2 separate regions of the Homo sapiens genome follow, and region 1 is linked to region 2. A link is an interaction called in ENCODE POLR2A ChIA-PET data of the cell type or tissue named here. Cell type or tissue: Panc1. All regions are shown on one strand. Each heading gives the region's core, and the rest is flanking DNA. Links, peaks and the distances in the headings are about the cores only.

Region 1 (5,386 bases), core at 220-5,219, 150 kb before region 2:
CTCTTGGAGCCCGAGACAGAAGGAAACGTGTGTGTCCCTATATGCGCTTATCAAAATATCTTCCCATGCTTTGAACCAAGTGGAAAAACGTCATTTAAAAGTCTCCAATCAAAAAATTAAGCCTCAGCCGGGCACGATGGCTCACGCCTATAATCCCAGCACTTTGGGAGGCGGAGGCAGGTGGATCACTTGAGGTCAGAAGTTTGAGACCAGCTGGGTCAATGTGGTGAAACCCCATCTCTACTAAAAATACAAAAAAATTAGTCAGGTGTGGTGGCATACACCTGTAATCCCAGATACTAGGGAGGCTGAGGCAGGAGAATCGCTTAAACCTGGGAGGCAGAGGTTGCAGTGAGCCAAGATCGCACCATTGCATTCAAGCCTGGGCAACAGAGCAAGACTCCATCTAAAAAAAATAAAAATAAGAAATTATATATATATATATATATATATATATATATAAAGCCTCCTTCCCCCCATCTCCCTTTCTTCTCTCTTTTAAAACAAAAATAAAAAGGCCAGGTACAGTGGTTCACACTTGTAATCCCAACACTTTTGGAGGCCAAGGCAGGATGATTTGAGCCCAGGAGTTCAAGACCAGCCTGGGCAACACAGCAAGACCCCCATCTCTACAAAAAAAAAAAAAAATCTAATAAAAATATCCAAGAGGCTGGGCATGGTGGCTCATGCCTGAAATCCCAGCACTTTAGGACGTTAAGACGGAAGGATTGCTTGAATCCAGGAGTTCGAGATCAGCCTGGGCAACATAGCAAGGCACCGTCTCTACTAAAAATCAAAAAAATTAGCTGGCCGTGGTGGCACGTACCTGTGAACCCAGCTACTCAGGCAGCTGAGGCAGGAGGATTGCTTGAGCCCAGGAGGTTAAGACTGCAGTGAGCTGTGATTGCACCGCTGCACTCCAGCCTGGCAACAAAGCAAGACCCTGTCTCAAATATTTTAATAAATTTTTTAGAAAGTACCCAAGAATGGTGGCACACACCCATAGTTCCAACTACTCGGGAGGCTGAGGTGGGAGAATTGATGGGGCTTGAGAGGTTGAGGCAACAGTGGGCCATGATGGTGCCACTGCACTTTAGCCTGGGCAACAGAGCAAGATGCTGTCTCAAAAAAAATTTTTTAAGCCCTCCCTTTCTTTCATCTTTCTTCCCTCTCAAAATACAAACAAACTATATATATGTGTGTGTGTGTGTGTGTATGTACATATATACATATATACATATATGTGTGTATATACACACATATACATATATGTATATATGTATATATTATATATACACATATATGTGTATATGTGTATATATGTATATATTATATATATACACATATATGTGTATATGTGTATATATGTATATATTATATATATACACATATGTGTATGTGTATATATGTATATATTATATATATACACATATATGTGTATGTGTATATATGTATATATTATATATATACACATATATGTGTATGTGTATATATGTATATATGTATATATATACACATGTATGTGTGTATATATGTATATATGTATATATATACACATGTATGTGTGTATATATGTATATATACACATATATGTGTATATATGTATATACACATATATGTGTATATATATATTGCCCAATTTGTTTGTACCCCATTGTCAACCCTCACAGATCCATGGCAGGGACACAGCAGCCACATAAGCCCAGGATCCAAAGCCTGATTGGAAACGGCTCCTCTCTTGCAGTAACGCAAGGTCGTAAAACAAACCAAACAGCCTGCTTTTATAAAATTTTGATATGTTGTTTATCATGGGCTTTTTGGTATTGATTTTGTTTTAAAAAATATTGTGGTAAGGCAGGAGTGACTGAGGCAAGTATTAGAGCAGGAATGAAAGTTTATTAAAAAGTTTTAGAGCAGGAATGAAAGGAAGTAAAGTACACTTGGAAGAGGCCAAGCGGGCGACTTGAGAGATCACCCACTGGACAGTCTGACCTTTGACTTACGGTTTTATACGCTGGCATGCTTCCGGAGTCTTGTGTTCCTTCTCCCCTGACTCTTCCCTTGGTGTAGGCTGTCCACACTTGCGCAGTGGCCTGCCAGCACCTGGGAGGGGAGCATGCGCAGTGTGTGGCCTGCCAGCACCTGGGAGGGGAGCATGCGCAGTGTGTGGCCTGCCAGCACCTGGGAGGGGAGCATGCGCAGTGTGTGGCCTGCCGGCACCTGGGAGGGGAGCATGCGCAGTGTGTGGCCTGCCAGCGCCTGGGAGGGGAGCATGCGCAGTGTGTTTGTACGCATGCAGGAGTTGTACACATGCTCACGTGAGGCGTTCTTCCCTTATCAGTCGAATGTCCCTAGAAGGTCATATACCAGTTAAACTCTGGCATTCTGCCTGTTAGTGCTCATGCTTGAGTACACTCGCCCAACTGCTAAGATCTTACCGGGAAGCTGCTTATCACCCGTTTCAGGTGTTTTCTATCTACTGGGAGCCTGTCTTTCCCTAGCACCGGCTGCGACCAATTATTATTTTAGAGCGACAGACTAACAGCCGCCTGACCATCACCTGATGGTCACCTGAGGTTCCTGCTATTGGAACAGACCCTCTCCTGCCCTGCTCATACCTGACAGCTACCTACTGTAACACACCTAGGCAGATAAAGATGAGATTGTGGAGTTCCAACAGAAGCAGACATTAGGGAATGAGCTGAAAGGTGGAGGTGGAAGTTGTTCAGGGAGATGAGATTGCGCGGGGTACGTAAGAAGAGAGCCTCAGTAGGCTTCGCGGTGGAGCAGGCTGTCCCATCTCCAGCGAAGCTCCCCCCATGCCTCTGTCTCCATATGGAGTTCCACTGTTAACCCTGGGCATCTCCAGCAAGATCCCTACGGGGAGAGGGAACGCATCTGAGTACTGTTTGCAGAACCACACACGACAGCTCTGAATGAATAAGCCAAGACAACACCCCGAGATTCTTCCTGCGGATTTGGGTTCCCAGGCCGGGAAGGAGCTGTTGGAGCCTGCATGGAAGATTAGTGGATCTGCAAAAAGACAATGTGGATGACTGGCCGACGCCTTGTCCCAACCCTGTCCAAGCAGAAGAATCGCCGGGATACTTGCTCTGGATACAAATTCTTGGACCCTGACTCAGACCAACTAAATCAGAACCTCTAGGAGGCCTCCAGACACTGCATTTTTAACAAATTCCCATGTGATTTTTAACGCAGTATAAGTTTAGGAAGCGCTGCTCTGTTGACAAGGAAAGGCTCTGGTCTGGTTTGTAGCAGACTGTCCAGGCTTTCCCAATTTGGTCCAAAAAGGCAGAAAGTGATTGGCTTGAGAGGGCAGAATCAATGGAAAAAGTTTATGAATTCCTGCCCCTGGGAACATTCGTCTTTCACTTTTCATCTTCTTCCCCACCCCCACCTCTTTGGGGTATAGTCTTCCCCATGCCCCAGTTCCACATCTGCTCTGACCTGGGGTTCCCACCCAGCCTCCATCCAGAACACGCTCACCCTGTTTTTGTAAGAGAAAACATTGTCAAAATCAGCTTATGCCTGAAAATTCAAGAAGATAAATTCCTCCTGAGCCCATTTGCTGGCATTCTCATCTGTTTCCAGTTTGGTGTATATCATCTGAAGGGTCCTTGTTCATCCATTTTGGTTCAAGTCAGTTTAGAAAAGAAATGCACTTTACACTGGGCACAGTGACTCACGCCTGTAATCCCAGCACTTTGGGAGGCTGAGGCGGGTGGATCACTTGAGGTCAGGAGTTTGAGACCAGCCTAGCCAACGTGGTGAAACCCCATCTCTACTAAAAATACAAAATTAGCCAGGCATGGTGGTGGGCACCTGAAGCTACTTGAAAAGCTGAGGCGGGAGAATCACTTGAACCCAGGAGGTGGAGGTTGCAGTCAGCCAAGATCATGCCACTGCACCTCAGCCTGCGTAACAGAGTGAAACTTCATCTCAAAAAAAATTTAAAAAAGAAAGAAAAGAAATGCGTTTGGAACACAATGCAATCGATCTTTGGAGAAAATCCATCTAAAATGCTTCTCTTATTGTTTTTGGGGGTTTTTTTTGTTTTGTTTTGCTTTGGGGTGTGCTTTTCTCTTTTCTCATATTTAAAGTTTGTTCTTGTGTGGTTCTCCTAGGAAACAGCACTTTCCCAAGCTTGACAAAGAAAAGCCTCAGGGAAATAAATTGGGATGTGATGAAATGTATTCAGCCCAAGAAGTAAAAAATTCCTTTCCTTTCTTCCAAGCCTCGGGCTTGTAAGTTGCTTTTATCACACTGGATTTAAGTGTTCTTATATGGAAACACACACAAAAATCTGATGGTTGATCAGCTGAAATTCATCAAAATTATTTGAAGACAAATTGGCATTCAAGACACCAGAATAGACAAGAGAAGAACCTGAGGGCTGTGTTCTCTGAGTGAAAGGACATCATTCTAATTAGCCTGTGACAAAAGAAAAAAAAATACCCTTCTCCCAAAAAGTTTATTCATTTTACCCATGTGTACAGGCACTGTCCTAGGCTCAGGGAATACTGAGAAAAACAGAACAAATTTCTGTCCTTCTAAAGCCTATATAATAGAGAAAAACACACAAACCAACAAATAAATCTAAATTCGAAATTTCAGTACCCTGAAGACTTACCACTATGGGAGCCCAGCATTAAACTGCCTGCTCTAGCCGGGCACGGTGGCTCACGCCTGTAATCCCAGCACTTTGGGAGGCTGAAGTGAGCAGATCAAGAGTTGGAGATCAGCCTGGCCAACATAGTGAAACCCCGTCTCTACTAAAAATACAAAATTAGCCGGGCATGGTGTACAGCCAAGTAGCTGTAATCCCAGCTACTCGGGAGGCTGAGGCAAGAGAATCTCTTGAACCTGGGAGGTGGAGGTTGCAGTGAGCTGAGATCGCGCCACTGCACTCCAGCCTGGGCAATAGAGAGTTCGTTTCAAAAAATAATAATAAAAAAAATTAAAAACTGCCTGCTTATATCTGGGCCAGCTTGTAGTCCCAGCTACTTGGGAGGCCGAGGAGGGATGACTGCTCGATCCCAGGAGTTCAAGATCAGCCTGGGCAACATAGTGAGAACCCATCTCTACAAAAGATAAAAGGTAAATAAAAATGAAAGATCGTGAAAATCAAGGTCACAGGGATGGATCACTCACCGTGAGTTAGGGACAGTTGGTGACATGCACTGCTTTTCAGCCACACAATCGGCAACCCTGTTTTGCTACTGCCTTGAATGGAAATGTGTTTTATTTGGCATGACAGTGTGCACATACACATACGGTGATAGGAGGCAAGGGCACTGGTTTCATCTCACGTGTAGAAATGACTCTCCATACCTTAGGCTTACGGCCAATTGGTGTATACAGGAGT
Region 2 (5,386 bases), core at 154-5,153:
AGCGGAAAGGACTATGTTAGGAGGTGTTTATACAGTTATCAACAACCCATTTGCTTTAGGCCCCTACTTAAAACTATTACATTTTAAAGATAAAGTATGCCGGGCGCGGTGGCTCACGCCTGTAATCCCAGCACTTTGGGAGGCCGAGGCAGGCAGATCATGAGGTCAGGAGGTCGAGACCATTCTGGCTAACATGGTGAAACCCCGTCTCTACCAAAAATACAAAAAATTAGCCGGGCATGGTGGCAGGCGCCTGTAGTCCCAGCTATTCGGGAGGCTGAGGCAGGAGAATGGCGTGAACTCGGGAGGTGGAGCTTGCAGTGAGCAGAGATCATGCCACTGCACTCCAGCCTGGGCGACAGAGCGAGACTCCGTCTCAAAAAAAAAAAAAAAAAAAGATAAAGTGATAATTACGCTCAAGGCCTTTCAGAGGACTGGGCCACCTCCATTTTTTGAGACTCTCAGTTATTTTATTTTTTATTTTTTTGAGACGGAGTTTCGCTCTTGTTGCCTAGGCAATGACGCGATCTCAGCCTACTGCAACCTCCGCCTCCCAGGTTCAAGCAATTCTCCTGTCTCAGCCTCCCAAGTAGCTGGGATTACAAGTGCCTGCCACCACCCCTGGCTAATTTTTTGTATTTTTAGTAGAGACGGGGTTTCATCATGTTGGCCAGGCTGGTCTTGAACTCCTGACCTCAGGTGATCCACACGCCTCGGCCTCCCAAAGTGCTGGAATTATAGGTGTGAGCCACAGTGCCTAGCCTCTCAGTTGATTTTTAAAAATGAAGAAATTCTATAATGGAATATAAAAAATTGTGGCTTATTTCTTTTAATTGCAATGTAATATATCTTATGTCAGTATTTTGCTATTCACAATATAGTCACAGGATTTATAAAATATTAATTCATAGTGCACCAAGTGGAAAAGTGGCACAAGTTTAAAGTTATGTGATGATGACTTTTTCCTTTTAATACTTAACTGTATATCTCAGTGACTAAATATAGGACCTCTTTTGGAGACATCAAAAATATAAAATTCAGGCCGGGCATGGTGACCCTGCAATCCCAGCACTTTGGGAGGCTGAGGTGGAAGAATCACTTGAGCCCAGGAATACAATACCAGCCTGGGCAACATGGCAAAACCCCATCTCTACAAAAACTACAAAAATTAGCTGTGTGTGGTGGCCTGTGCCTGCAGTCCCAGCTACTGGGAAGGTGGAGGTGGGAGGATCGCTTGAGCCCCGGAGGCAGAGGTTGCAGTGAGCCAAGATTGCTCCACTGCACTCCAGCCTGGGTGGCAGAGCCAGACTCTGTATCAAAATAAATAAATAAATAAAATTGAAATAAAAAATAAAATTGAGACAACTTGTAAATGTGAGGTTTAGTCCAAAGGTCTTGCAGACTTTCCTTTGTCATCTGTTCTAATATGTACATTCACCAAAATAAAAATAAATTCGGCCAGGCACAGTGGCTTATGCCTGTAATCCCAGCACTTCGGGAGGCTGAGGCAGGCGCCTCGGTGGTGTGTGCCTGTAGTCCCAGCTACTTGGTACTTGGGAGGCTAAGCTGGGAGGATGGTTTGAGCCTGGGAGGTGAGGCTGCAGTGAGCCGAGATCACACCACTGCACTCCAGCCTGGGCAATAGAGCCAGACATTGTCTCAAAAAAAAAAAAAGCAAATTAAAATAATAACACATATTCACCTGAGGATTTTTGCCCATGATTTCTTTGAATTTCCCCAGAATGTAAGTGCTCTAGAACATAGTCAAGCTCTCATAGTTGCTTGTTGAATTTAACTAAAGAAAAATGCTTTGTTCACTTAAAGAAATATCATTATTTTATAACAATTTTATAAGAATTTAACATAAAATTTTCTCTTGGACTATACAGCTTGGTATAACTTAGAATACTTATTCTGCAGAAGACCTCTAGGATATCTATATTGCATGGAATCTCAAGTATTATTGTCAAAAATTCATGGAACTGCACAGGAAAATAAAGACTCAACAAGTACTGCACTCCAGCCATTTTCATTCCTCCAAATTAGCCTCCAATCTTTGTTAATGTACACACACATCCTTAATCACTAGTGTTTAAACACTAGCCTGTGTTCTTTTTTCTACTTAACGTTCCTGCAGATAGATACACACTTGTCTATGTTGACATAGTCCTCACCTCTGTCATTTTTTAATAGCTATGTAATAATCCCATTGTTTGCTTAGTCATTTCCCTGTTAGACACTTGGATTGCTTCCAGGTTTTTCACTGTTATAACTAGAGTTGCCAGGACATCTGTGTACATTTTTTTTCCTTTGGATTATTTCTTTGAGGAGTATTCACAAACGGGAAAATACCAAGTCAAGGAGAATGACCATCTTCATCGTTTTTGTTATATAGTGCTATATTGCTTTCCAGAAGAACCCATTTATAATGCCACCAGCTTTTGTAAGAATAGAGGCAGAAGGCTTTCAGAATTTGCTTATATTAATGTTTAATTTGTTCGATTTCAGCTCCACTAATGTGTATTGAACACCTACTGTGTGCCAGACATCAGGCTAGAGTCTGGGGACCAAAAGCTAAATAAGATATAGTCCCTGCCCTCCAGGAGACGGCAAATCTATTGGAAGAGAAAAAGACAGAATATATCATTTAAATTTAAGGTGGGGAAGTGCCGGGGTGTGTGCTGGTACCAAGAAAGCACAGGGCAAATACATGCCCAGGAAGTACTAGGGAAGACTTTCTGGGAGCACTGATATTGAGCTGAATCTTGAGAGTCAAACAGAAGTTATTTGGACAAAAATTAGGAGAGAGAGGAGGGCAGTCTGGACAAAGGAACAGAATGGACAAAGGAATGGAGGAGTGTCCAGGGTGTTTAGTGTTGCTGAACATAAAGTGGGAAGCAGGGAAGGCCAAAGGATGAGGCTTAAGGGGTAGGTAGAAGACAAGTCATGACAGCTTTCCAGTGCCATGTGGGAAAGAGGGAGCCATTGAAGGCTTTCATCTGTGGCCTTACAAGGTTAATTTGACATTGTTGTGTGACAGTTGTGTGAAGGATGGTTCTCAGAGGTACACAACTAAAGCCAGGAGACAGTTAGAAGGTTATTGAAGTAGTTGACAGAGATTATCTCAGATTTGGCTAATGTTGGTAGGATGCAATGGAGTGGATAAAGTACAGAATATGTTTTGGAAGCAAAATTGACTAATCATTCCTAAGGCTGCTCAGACAGGGTAGCCATCACATCCACTGGCATTCTATTGGCCAATCAAGTTGTGGCCAACCCAACATTAAAGGGGTAGGAGCTAGGCACACTGGCTGGCTCCTGTAATCCCAGCACTTTGGGGGGCCGAGGCAGGAGGATTGCTTGAGCCCAGGAGTTTGAGATCAGCCTGGGCAACACAGTGAGAACCCATCTCTATAAAAAAAAAAAGAAATTAAAAATTAGCCACACGAGGAGGTGTGCACCTGTAGTTTCAGCTACTTGGGAGGCTGAGGTGGGAGGAGTGCTTGAGCCTAGGAGGGCGAGGCTGCAGTGAGCCATGGTCACACCATTGCACTCCAGCCTGGGCAACAGACTGAGACCCTGTCTCAAAAATGTAAAATAAAATAAGCAAAAAGATAGAGAGGTATATGCCTCCCACAGGGAGAAGCAAGCAGAAGAAATGTAAACCATCAGATCATTGTCAGGATGCTTTCCTGGCCAAGTACAGTGGCTCACACCTGTAATCCCAGCACTTTGGGAGTCCAAGGCTGGCGGACTGCTTGAGCTCAGTTTAAGACCAGCCTGGGGAACATGGCAAAACCTTGTCTCCACAAAAAAATAAAAAATAAAAAAAATAGCCAGGTGTGGTTGTGCACCCCTGTGGTCCCAGCTATTCAGGAGCCTGAGGTGGGAGGATCGCTTCAGCCCCAGGAGGCAGAGGTTGCAGTGAGCCGAGACTGCACCACTGCATTCCAGCCTGGGTGATAGAGTGAGACCCTGTCTCAAAAAACAACAACAACAAAAAAAAAAAAAAAAAAAAAAAAAAAAAAAAAAAACACCTTTCCTTGTAGAGAAGATATTTCCAGGTGAACTGTGACACCATCATCCACCTCCTATACCCTCTTCCTCTTCAGTTTGTTCTTTGGAATTGCCGTCTCCATCTGGATACACAGGTTGAGACGTTGAATTTCCCTAATGCAAAAATCTGAAATCTGAAATGCTGCAGTGAGCATTTCCTTTGAGCGTCACACTGGTGCTCAGTAAGTTTTGGATTTTAGAGTGATGCTCAAAGGAAATGCTCACTGGAACATTTCGGATTTCAGATTTTTTAATTAGGGATGCTCAATTGGTAAACATATAATGCAAATATTCTAAAATCCTGCCAAAATTGAAATCCAAATCACTTCTAGTCCCAAACCTTTTGGTTAAGGAATACTCAACTTGTAGTAAAAATCTCGCTCTGGCTAATATAAGCGAATTATTGCTATGAGACTGAGGGAACACATACTTGAACATGGGAAAGGACCATGGAGTTCTAAAGAACCAAGAAACTGAAAGGACATCAGTCGTTTTGTAATTGGAACAGCCTGTGTGATGAAACTGACCAACCACTCTTTCCTTTTGTCCTTGTATCAGTTTAAGAATCAAAGTTCCAGGAGTGACCACTGGGTTGGCTGAGCTTAGGTCAAGTGCCCATCTACTGTCTGCACTGGGCAGGGAGAAGAGGGGTGAATGGCCTTCAGCTTTCAAGTGGGAGATGGTAAAAGAACTTGACCTTCCCACCCACATTACATATATACTCAGGGAGAAGTTTCACACTAGGAAATTACAATGGGATTGCTATGTCAGGGAAAGGGAAACTGATGGTTAGATAAAACTAAAAAGAAAATATCCACAATAAACATTTTAGCCTAATTTGACCCACCTGGAGTTTATTATATACAGTGCATAGCGGGTGCTAATTCTTCTTCAGATGAATATAATTTTGATCATTTTTTATTTAAAAAATACACTTTTCTATAGATGTGTTATTGCTGGCTAGTCTTATATTGATTTGTTACCATTGTTAATATCTACTTCTAGGAAATCTATTCCACTAAACAGTTTACCTGTTTTTAATTCAATATAATATGATTTTGAATGTTACTGCTTCATAATCCGATTTTTTATTTTTAAAGGGAGACTCAACCTTCATTGCTTTTTGCTGAGGGAAAAAGGCATGTATCTTTGCTAATCTTACTTGCTTTTCTTTTGGACATATCTGATGCTGGGAACTCTTTAACTGTCCCAGGCTTCCTAATGTGTGCAGTTTAAAGTTTGCTCCGCTTCCTCCTCCACAGGTGTGCGCACCTGCACAGAACACCTGGGATCCTGTGGGTGAAACCTACACTATATCATTAATATAGAA

The links. ChIA-PET counts read pairs that join two places held together with the same protein. Peaks named below come from ENCODE experiments on the same cell type or tissue, not always from the same donor. Only the 100,000 strongest peaks of a DNase experiment are listed, where the experiment ranks them.
Region 1: POLR2A ChIA-PET joins it to region 2 with 6 read pairs; 5 of 35 experiments call an interaction of 5 or more read pairs at or near these places.

What each region holds. Positions count from the first base shown.
Region 1 is chr12:12,924,421-12,929,806 of GRCh38, reverse strand. It overlaps GPRC5D-AS1 (GPRC5D and HEBP1 antisense RNA 1), which reads right to left and starts at 2,081. Exons shown (of 3, transcript NR_149067.1): 1 at 2,004-2,081. In Panc1, for the core only: no CTCF peak of the experiment used is centred there; DNase peaks (open chromatin) are centred at 2,011 and 2,319; H3K4me3 peaks cover 1,673 bases; H3K27ac peaks cover 3,251 bases.
Region 2 is chr12:12,776,538-12,781,923 of GRCh38, reverse strand. It overlaps a transcript of APOLD1 not described here. Among named protein-coding and RNA genes, the nearest start is that of APOLD1, 6.4 kb to the left of the region's middle. In Panc1, for the core only: no CTCF peak of the experiment used is centred there; a DNase peak (open chromatin) is centred at 2,226; H3K27ac peaks cover 711 bases.